Regions from separate parts of the Homo sapiens genome. Here region 2 is linked to region 1. Evidence: read pairs that join two places in POLR2A ChIA-PET (ENCODE). Cell type or tissue: HepG2. All regions are shown on one strand. Links, peaks and the distances in the headings refer to the core of each region. The heading gives the core; the rest is flanking DNA.

Evidence for each region. Peaks named below come from ENCODE experiments on the same cell type or tissue, not always from the same donor. Only the 100,000 strongest peaks of a DNase experiment are listed, where the experiment ranks them.
Region 2: POLR2A ChIA-PET joins it to region 1 with 5 read pairs; 7 of 35 experiments call an interaction of 5 or more read pairs at or near these places.

What each region holds. Positions count from the first base shown.
Region 1 is chr10:102,812,094-102,817,466 of GRCh38, reverse strand. WBP1L (WW domain binding protein 1 like) reads right to left here. Exons shown (of 4, transcript NM_001083913.2): 4 at 1,205-4,872. The coding sequence ends at 4,136. Among named protein-coding and RNA genes, the nearest start is that of CYP17A1-AS1, 18 kb to the left of the region's middle. RefSeq lists an enhancer at 1,514-2,047. In HepG2, for the core only: a CTCF peak has its summit at 2,276; DNase peaks (open chromatin) are centred at 1,896, 2,306, 2,796, 3,166 and 1 weaker place; H3K4me3 peaks cover 1,409 bases.
Region 2 is chr10:102,907,013-102,912,385 of GRCh38, reverse strand. All of the region lies in intron 1 of LOC107984265 (a long non-coding RNA gene), which reads left to right. Among named protein-coding and RNA genes, the nearest start is that of CNNM2, 8.6 kb to the left of the region's middle. RefSeq lists a silencer at 2,060-2,354 and an enhancer at 2,060-2,354. In HepG2, for the core only: no CTCF peak of the experiment used is centred there; a DNase peak (open chromatin) is centred at 2,205.

The DNA of each region.
Region 1 (5,373 bases), core at 105-5,104:
ATGCCATGTTTTGGCCGGGCACAGTGACTTACACCTGTAATCCCAGCACTTTGGGAAACCAAGCCAGTACGATCACTTGAGCCCAGCCTGGGCAACATAGTTAGACTCTATAGGATCACTTGAGCCCAGCCTGGGCAACACAGTCAGACCCTATCTCTCTCTCTCTATATATATATATATATACATACATATAGTTTTTTTCTTTTTTTTTTTTTTTTTTTTTGATACAGGGTCTCGCTCTGTTGCCCAGGCTGGAGTGCAGTGGTGTGATCTCAGCTCACTACAGCCTCCACTTCCTGGGCTCAAGCCATCCTCCCACCTCAGCCTCCCACATAGCTGGGACCACAGGCACACAGCACCACACCCAGCCAAGTTTTGTATTTTTTGTAGAGATGGTGTTTTGCCATGTTACCCAGACTGGTCTCAAACTCCTGAGCTCAAGTGATCTGCCTAGCTTGGCCTCCCAAAATGCTGGGATTACAGGCGTGAGCCACCTCGCCCAGCCCATCTCTGTTATTTAAAAAATAAAAATAAAAAAATAGCTGGGCACAGTGGCTCATGCCTATAGTCCCAGGCCAGGGTGGCTGGCCTGTTATCCCAGCACTTTGGGAGCTCAAGGCAGGCGGATCACCTGAGGTCAGGAGATTTGAGACCAGCCTGGCCAACATGGTGAAACCTCGTCTCTACTAAAAATACAAAAATGAGCCGGGCGTGGTGGTAGGCACCTGTAATCCCAGCTACTCAGGAGGCTGAGGCAGGAGAATCACTTGAACCTGGGAGGCAGAGGCTGCGTGAGACAAGATCGCGCCACTGCACTCCAGCCTGGGCGGCAGAGTGAGACTGTGTCTCAAAAAAAAGCCATGTTTTAGCAACAGGGTATCTGACAAAACTTGTCTCTGCTTTCTCGGGATCTGATTTTAGCCTGTTTGTGGGACTTTCCAAAGTATTCCAAACATCAGGAACACACCCTGACAGAGAGAGGGGAGGACTCCTCAGAACAGAGTGTGGACCCAGCAGCACTGTCCAGCTGCCCTTGGCCCTGTGGTTTCTCTTTGGCCCAGGGCCCTATCCTCAATGACTGTGTGACAACCTCTCAGTCTCTGTGTGGAGAAAAGTGCTTGTGGTTTAGGATCTTGAGGTGCAATTTCCTGAAGACTGAGGAAGAAGAAGAGGGAACAAAGTGCAGCAAGAAAGAGCAGTAGCATTTTTGGGATCAATTTTTATTTGGGCTTCTCACAGTGGTTAGAGCCACTCTGTCTTCAGAACAATCACAGCACAGGAAATGCGTCACTGAGACTGCCCAGAAAAGTCTGACCAGCTGAATCTTATTGCTTAAAATACACATATTCACAATAACTGACAAAGGGTAACGTGCCTCACACAGGAATGTGTTCGCATTTGCAAATCTTCTGACTGGCTGTAGCACCAAACCCTCCACCGACCCCGTCTCATTCACGTGGAAAGCCAGCCTCAGTCACATCTCCCTGGCCCCCTAACGATTCCTTCAGCTCCCTATTAAATCTCTCTCTGAGCAGGGCAGCATCCTGTAGCGGGGGCCAAACTGTGACCTGGGAACCAAGCCCAGCTCCGCAGGTTGCATTTCCGTCTTCTCGTGCCTTTAGGATAGGACGCTGCAGTGAGTCCCACAGTTAACACTTGCCCAGTTCCCCACTCTAACTGGGGAAAGGAACTTGAGAGGCTCAGAACTCATCCATTTGATCTGTTAACTGAAAAAGGATTCATTTTGGTAAAACTTGTTCGCCTTTGAGACACTTCAGTGAGTTATTTGGGATTCTTAAAAAATAAAAAAAGGTGGAAGGAAAGGCATCTGAGGGGCTGTGACACACTCCGGCTACCTCTGGCCACACGCCAGCTTGCTTGTGCCTGTTGGACTCACCAGAGGCAGGCAGGCCCTGCGGCTCCTCTAGAGCCTGCAAAGCCTCCTCCTGGCAATTCTGGGCAGGGCCGATGTCTGGGCCACAGCTAGTCCAAGCCTGTCATTGAAGACCCAGTCAAGCTTCTGTCTGAAATTCCACCTTCTTCTGTCCCAAGTGGTTGTGGACACCCCCGGGCGCTGGTACTGAGGACCAGCAGCAGCCGAGGGAGGCAGACAGGCTCAGAGCACGCTTCCATTTATAGGGAACAGAACGCAGGCCTCCGAGTGTCCACGGAGCAATGTGCAAATCGCAGTGATGAGTAGAGTAAAACCTCTACTTCGAGCACAGTATCTCTGGCAAACACAGGGGACTGCAGTCGACAATGCTGCGGAGTACACCCGAGTACACAGTCAGACATTTGTTCGGTAAACAGTAAATGCGTAAGATCAATGACCTTGAGAGGCCTGTCTGTGCTCCAGACGTGTGGTTCACGTGGAGAGAATGGCTGCCACTCAAAGTATCTTCACAGGAAAACAGGGCTTGAGGCACACACACAACAGACAGACACACACGGCTCACCCAAAAAGTCACTGTGTACGGACTTAACTTTGTTCAACATGGATTTTGGTTTTGTGGAATCTAAATGCAGACACTCGTTTACCTCACACCCTTGGATTTGTCTGTTTTTGGACATATATATATATATTTTGTTTGTTTCTTTCTTTCTTCCATAACATCAATGCTTCGTCTGAATATCATCATCGTTCAAGAGTTGGGGGAAGAAAGACTTCATATGCACAGGGCCGGGTGGGGAATGTTTGTTTTGGCTGTTTGCTGCCTCCATTCAGATTTTCCTATCGCAGCTCAGCTGGTGACCTGAAGGCGAGCAACAGGCACAAGGGTCCCCAGGGCCTTCCGGATGGCTGCTTTCACCTCCTGCCTGGGCCACCGAGTCTCTACACAGAAAAATGAGTCACCCGACTCAAAAGGGGTGGGGGTAGAGGCAGGGACAAGGCATGAAAACCACAGATAACCAAGGTGTTTCTTCCAAGTGGTCAGTTTAAAACAAACAACTGCCACCAAAAAAAAAAAAAAAACCCCACAAAAAATATTTATTCAGAATCAAAGATAAAATACTGTGTGAGAGCCAGGCTACAGGGGCCCTTTCTCTGGGGCCATCGCTTCCTCAGTCCGCTGTCTGTTTCCTCATACGGAACAGTGAGACTTGAAGGCCCGCAGGGTGTGTGCTTGCGATGCAGGCTGACACGGGTCACCTGTGAACACAGACCAAAGGGCAGAGAGGCAGAGAGCTGCACCTCTATCCACTGCTGCGGCTTAGGGCCTCCTGCTCACAGAGGTTCCAAGACAGCCGCCACCCCAGCCTTCACACGAGACATCTTCTGGCTCAACAGCAGGCAGGCTCTTTGAAGGCCAACTTGGGAAAGAGCCACAAACGTCATTTTCCAGAAGAGAATTCTTGCCTGCCCACCGGTGAAGTTCTTGTTTTCAGCTGTCTTTTGCTGTTTGTTTTTAGAGAAAAAAACAAACAAACAAAGAAAAGGCAGTATAACCTTTCACACCAGAACCAGCCTGCGGCCAGCCAGAGCCTGCGGGGAAGAGGCCCCTCAAGGACGCATGGGGTGCATAGATCTTGTCACCTGGAATTTGACAGATCAACAAGCCCCTACCAACCTATCATACAACGGCCCAGTAGCTCTCATCCTCCCACAGGATTAGCTCAATGCTGGCTTGGCAGACACTGGCAGCCCAATGACAAGCCCTGGGCCTCTGTGGGTTTCCTTCTTCATCCAGGGCCAAGATGGGCTGCCTCTCCTGGACTGAGATACAGCAACGTTCTCTTAAACTAGAATCAGAGCACAAACCTATTCCATCACCAAGAATCATGTCAGGGCACAGTCCCAGCCTCCTTCCTTGGGGGCTTTTAAAACACATCTCTCTGACCCAAACAGGTAGGTGAGATTTGACTTTAAAGAAAGGAGATGGAGTTAGGGTATGAGGAATGAGTCACAGAACCAACTTAGCCCTCCACAACACTGTGCCCTTGTGGAGGAAGAGGCATCCACACCCCGAACTGTACCTGGAGATGGAGGAAAATGCAGGAGAGGAGAAGGAAAACAAACAAAAAGGAACCAAGTGGCTGTACTCTGAAAGTCTTTGAAAGTCACTTAATGCTTCTCTCGTGGTTCTCCCCTACCCTGGTTGCTTTGCCAAGTTGCTGGGTGCTGGCAGGACCTGCTCTAGCTGGGGGAGCTGCTGCTCTGGGAGTTGGGAGAGTCCTGCTCGTTGATGGTGTTCAGCAGCAGGCATGCGGGCGGCCGTGGCAGGTGCGGGTGCCCAGGCTCTCGAGCCTGCTCCTCAGAGGACTGACAGAGGCCTTCCTCCTCATCACCAGGGGGCCGCACATGGCAGCTGTCGCAGAAGTCCAGGGGCCCATCCAGAGCATCATCGATGAGTGTGTTGAACTCTTTGAGGTCATCGTCATGGTGGCCCCGGTTGCACACACACACTTCAATGCCCGAGTCACCTGTGAAGCGGCGATGTCTCCCAGGCGTCTTCTCTTTGCTGTCGGGTGCGCCGTGTTCAGAGCTGTCATCTTTCAGCAGCTCCTCCCTACATTCTGCATCTTTGTCCAGGAAGGCCCCCGGGTCCAGCTCCCCCAGGCCAGCCACAGAGCCACTGGGCTCCATCCCTGGGGCTTTGGTGGCTGCTCGGTCAACTGGTAGGTCAGAGGGATCAGGGTCAGCGATGCTTGGGGGTCTTGTGCTGCTTCTGCTGGGCTCAGACAAGGGGCTGCTCTGTGCCCCCTGGGATCCCCTGGTGGGATCGATGCCCGGGGGACTGCCACCTGCAGGGCCACACTGTGGAGGCAGCAGCTGCTGCTGCTGTAGCTGGAAGGCACTGTATGGTGGGGGAGGAGTTGGAGGTCGGTTCACCACTTCCTCATAAGGAGGTAGTAAATAGTTTGGCAAAAACCCTAAAATGGGGAGGTAGGAAGGAGAAATTACTGCACTGGTCATTGTTCTAGGCAGACTGCAAAGCTCCCACTGAATATTTGCATTGTCTCTTCCCACCCCAGAGCACCCAACAAGTGATGGCTACAGCTCTTGGTTGTGAGCAGAGGAGAGACAGCTGCGAGCAATTCTGCAGAGAGAGAGGGGCAGTTTGGGAAGGGCCTAACCTAGCTTCTTGAAATCTGAGAGCCCCTAAAGCTGCTTCGTAGGCAAGGACTTCACGCCTGTTGGGAGTTAAGGCAGAGAATTAGGCAAACGTGGTAGATGGCCAAAAAATAACTTCTGCCTGGAATGGACCCACTTCCACATGCACACAAGTCTCATGTTCTTGCTTAGAGTGTGTCCTTCATCCAAGTCCCACAGGCCTCAGGGCCAGGGTCCCTAACTTCAGACTTCTTAACTACTTTTCTTCCTCCTAACCTTCCAAATGCACTATGTAGGGTCTTTTGCTAGGGGGTTAGAAA
Region 2 (5,373 bases), core at 261-5,260, 95 kb before region 1:
CTCTCTGACTGCCAAGCCCTGCCACTGTGAGATTTTCTAGAATCTTCTAGAACGCTCTTTATGCCTGTTTCTTCCAGCCTCCTGCTCAGGTGTGGACAAGGGTGTAAGCAAGGCTCTGAGCTTGGTTATCCTTATCACTGTGACTAAAACACTCAACCCAGGCCATGCTTTTAGGGAAGCAGTTCACTTCTATATAGAAGTTTTAAAATGTTGAACCATATGAATCTTACCTATTCAAAAGACTAATTTAAAATTACATTTGGGAAGTGAGAAACAGGTGGGAAATAAAGAAGACTCTGACAGGAGGATGGTAACTAGGAATAAGATGCCAGGAAAACAAATAGGTCCTGAATGTCCAATTCTGAGCCCTCCCATAAGACTCAGACCTGCAGGGTGCTGACACCAGAGCTTCCATTTATGACCCTAGTCATAAAATATCAGCTTTCCCATACCAGCTAAGCTCATTCCCATGGTCTTTTCTCCACAGCCTCTGAAGCTGGGCTAAAATTCTACTCCAATAAGTCAAATCCCCCCATGCAAAGACAAAACAACATGTCAGTGGGAGAAACAAAACAAAACAAAACCGCCCCTATTTTTAGTTCCTCTGAGATACCTATTTTTTTTATATATATATTTTAACACCTCTGCTGGCAGGAACCTATTTATTTTAAATATCACTAAACTGAAGATTTAACTTATTTGTTCCCATTTAGTAATACATTGCCTCAATTTTCTATGTCCTCTTTAAATTTTAAATAAAAAGTTTGTGTTTTCTCACCTCATTTAGTTTTCCCCTTTTATTTGTAAATTTATCAACTAATATATATTGTATATTTAATAACTTCCAAACCGTGTACTAGGCACTGCAGAGCTGCAATATGGAATCAGGGGTTACCCTAAAAACTTACTAGCAAGGAAGTTAGCAAATGTTTACATAAATAACTACATAATACAAGATAGAGCATCAAATGTCTTAAGAAGTAAAATAAAGGGGAAGGATTGAAGAACTTTGAGGAATAGAAGTTTTAGGTATATGCCATGTCAGAGCTATTCCAAAAAGGGTGTCTTAGTGTGCTCACGGTGCCATAACAAAATACTGTAGACAGTGTATCACTCAGGGTTCCCTAGAGGGACAGAACTTTATATATATATATATCCTATATATAGATATATATCCTTTATATAGATATATATCCTTTATATAGATATATATCCTTTATATAGATATATCCTTTTTATAGATATATCCTTTTTATATATATATCCTTTATATATAGAGAGAGCCTTTATATATATATAGCCTTTATATAGAGAGAGAGCCTTTATATATATATAGCCTTTATATATATATAGCCTTTATATATATAGCCTATATATATATAGCCTTTATATATATATATAGCCTTTATATATATATATATATATAAATGAGTTTATTAAGTATTAACTTAAACGATCACGAGGTCCCACAATTGGCTGTCTGCAAGCTTGAGAAGCGAGGAGACCCAATCTGAATCTCCAAATTGAAGAACTTGGAGTCCAATGTTGGAGGGCAGGAAGTATCCAGCACAGGAGAAAGAGGTAGGCTGGGAGGCTAGGCCAGTCTCACATTTTCACGTTTTTCTGCCTGCTTTATATTCGCTGGCAACTGATTAGATTGTGGCCACCAGATTAAGGGTGGGTCTGCCTTCCCCAGCCCGCTGACTCAAATGTTAATCTCCTTTGGCAACACCCTCACAGACCCACCCAGGAACAATACTTTGCATCCTTCAATCAAGTTGACACTCAGTATTAACGATAACAGGGCTGGGTGTGGTGGCTCACGCGTGTAATCCTAGCACTTTGGGAGGCCGAGGCAGGTGGATTGCCTGAGCTCAGGAGTTAGAGACCAGACTGGGCAACACAGTGAAACCCAGTCTCTACTAAAATACAAAAAATTAGCCAGGCGTGGCGGTGTGCACCTGTAGTCCCAGCTACTTGGGAGGCTGAGGCAGGAGAATTGCTAGAACCAGGAGGCGGAGATTGCAGTGAGCGGAGATTGCAGTGAGCCGAGATTGTGCCACTGCATTCCAGCTTGGGCGACAGAGTGAGACTCCGTCTCTCAAAAAAAAAAAACAAAAACAAACAAACCATAACAGACGGGTTGGCCTATACAATGGACACTGTTCTGGAGGCTAAAAGTTCCAGATCAAGGTCCAACAGGGTGAGTTTCCAGGGAAGCCTCTCTTCCTGGCTTGCAGACAGCCACTTTGTCCTCATATGGACTTTCCTCTATATGTGCACAGAGAGAGCCAGCTCTCTGGTGTCTCTTCTTTTTTTTTTTTTTTTTTTTTTTTTTTTTTTTTGAGACGGAGTCTTGCTCTGTCGCCCAGGCTGGACTGCAGTGGCGCGATCTTGGCTCACTGCAAGCTCCACCTCCCGGGTTCACGCCATTCTCCTGCCTCAGCCTCCCAAGTAGCTGGGATTACAGGCGCCCGCCACCACGCCCGGCTAATTTTTTGTATTTTTTTTTAGTAGAGACAGGGTTTCACCGTGTTAGCCAAGATGGTCTCGATCTCCTGACCTCGTGATCCGCCCGCCTCGGCCTCCCAAAGTGCTGGGATTACAGGCGTGAGCCATTGTGCCCGGCCTAGGTGTCTCTTCTTGTAAGGACACTAGGCGCCTGGATCAGGGCCCCACCCTGATGACCTATGTTAACCTTAAGTACTTCCTTAGAGGTTCCATCTTCAAATACAGTCACCTTGTGGGCTTCAATGTATGAATTTTGGGGAGACACGGACATTCGGTCCCCACCAAAGGGATTGAAAGATAAGAAAGAAGCCAGGCACGGTGGCTCACGCCTGCAATCCCAGCACTTTGAGAGGCTGAGGTGGGTGGGTCATGAGGTCAAGAGTTCAAGACCAGCCTGGCCAACATGGTGAAACCCCATCTCTAATAAAAATACAAAAATTAGCCAGGCGTGGTGGCGGGTGCCTGTAATCCCAGCTACTTGGGAGGCTGAGGCAGGAGAATCAATCCCAGGAGGCAGAAGTTTGCAGTGAGCCAAGATCATGCCACTGCACTCCAGCCTGGGCAAAAGAGCAAGACTCCGTCAAAAAAAATAAAAATAAAATAAGAAAGAACAAGGCATTCTACTGGAGAGAAAAGTATGAGGTGAGGTTGGAAAGGGAACAGCATTTTTGGAACACCACATGGTTGAATGTGGTTCAATAGCCAATGAAGAGGAACAGCAGAAATAGTGTTGGAAACTTGGTTGGATGTCAGTTTGTGGTGCGTTGAATGCCAAGTTTAGGACTTTAGATTTCATTCTGTAGGTATCCAGGAGTTATAGTAAAAAGTTTCAAGTAGAAAGGCTGTATTACAGGAAGATTAACCTGACAGGTAGCACTGCAATGATGTTGAGGTCCTGCCGATCTAGGAATTTAGGAAACTCCTGCCACTCAAAGTAGAAAAAACCTAAACTGTTTACAATGCACTTTCTCATATATTATCTTGGACTGACCTTCACAATTAGAACTAAGAGCTATGCCACTTCTCCAGCCATATGCAGGACAAAGAACCAAAGCTAACTATCTCATGTCACAGGAGCCAGAAGAAAACCAAGGTGGGGCATCACAGCCTCTGTTCAGGAAGTCCACACCTGGATTGGCAATACTACTGCTGTGGTCTCTGTAGTAATCTTGAATCTTAAAGCAAATGCAAGGTTTCCCAGGTTGGCCTGGACTCCTGATCATAGGCCAGACTTCCTGATACTAATTTTTTTAACTTAAAAACATTTTTGACATATAATAAATACATAAAAGTGCATAAAACATAAATGTACAGTATAATAGCTGAACACATAACATATCATCTAAAACAGAACCCCTTTGAAAATGAAAAAAGGCTACTATTAATATTTAACCTGGCTGGGCATGGTGGCTCACGCCTGTAATCCCAGCACTTTGGGAGGCCAAGGCAGGTGGATTACCTGAGGTCAGGAGTTCGAGACCAGTCTGGCCAATATGGCGAAACCATGTCTCTACTAAAAATATAAAAATTAGTTGGGTGTGGTGGTGGGCGCCTGTAATCTCAGCTACTTGGGAGGCAGAGGCAGGAGAATAGCTGGAATCCGGGAGGCAGAGGTTGCAGTGAGCTGAGATCACGCCGCTGCAGTCCAGCCTCAGTGACAGAGCAAGACTCCGTGTCAAAAAAAAAAAAAAATTTAACCTGGTTTGAGGCTTAAACTGGGACAGCCCCAGGCAGACTATGTTCACTTGATAATTATCATGGTAAAGGTGACCACCCCCTAGTCAAGAAAACCCCTATATATCCCTTCTAGACCACTAGACTACACACCTCTCCCTCTAATCCAGATGTATCTACTATCCTTACTTTTTTTTTTTTTTTTTTTTTGAGACAGATTCCTGCTCTGTTGCCTAGGCTGGAGGGCAGTGGTGCAATCTTGACTCACTGCAACCTCCACCTCCCGGGTTCAAGCAATTCTCCCACCTCAGCCTCCTGAGTAACTGGAATTACAGGTGCACACCACCACGCCCAGCTAATTTTTGTATTTTTAGTAGAGATGGGGTTTCGCCATGTTAGACAGGCTAGTCTCAAACTCCTAATCTCAAGTGATCTGCCTGCCTCAGTCTCCCAAAGTTCTGGGATTACAGGTGTGAGCCACCACACCCCTGGCCACTATCCTTACTTTTATAGTAATCATTTCCCTTTTTAGTTGCTATATTCTTAAATTTGGGAAAATTCCCTAAAGGAAAACAAGGACAAACCATTTAATACAATGGTATAAGAGTCAGAACAAGTTCTGGCCTTTGTTCTAACATTTATTAGAATGTGATCCCGGCCAGGCACGGTGGCTCATGCCTGTAATCCCCACACTTTGGGAGGCCGAGGCAGGTGGATCGCTTGAGCCCAAGAGTTCTAGACCAGCCTGCGCACCACAGGAAGACCCTATCTCCACAAAAAATACAAAAATTAGCTCTGTGATGGTGGCGCATGCTTGTAGTCCCTGCTACTCGGAAGGCTGAGATGGGAGGATCACTTGAGCCCAAGAGGCAGAGGTTGCAGTAAGCCCAGATCGCCCCACTGCACTCCAGCCTCGGTGACAGAACAAGACCCTGTCTCAAAAACAAACAAAAAAAGTGATCCCATCATTTAAACCATTTGAATATACTCAGCCTCAGTTTTCTGTAAAATTAGAAAAATCAGCATTGTGAGGGAGGCATAAGGGAGTTTAGTAAAGAAACAACGTGGGGTATTTGTCTGGTTTTTATCTCACACAAACCAATGAATCTTCCTCATAACCATGAGAAATCACCATCTTTAAAGGGTTGCACTGGCTTCATGGGCTCCTGCTACATTATTTAAAAGCAA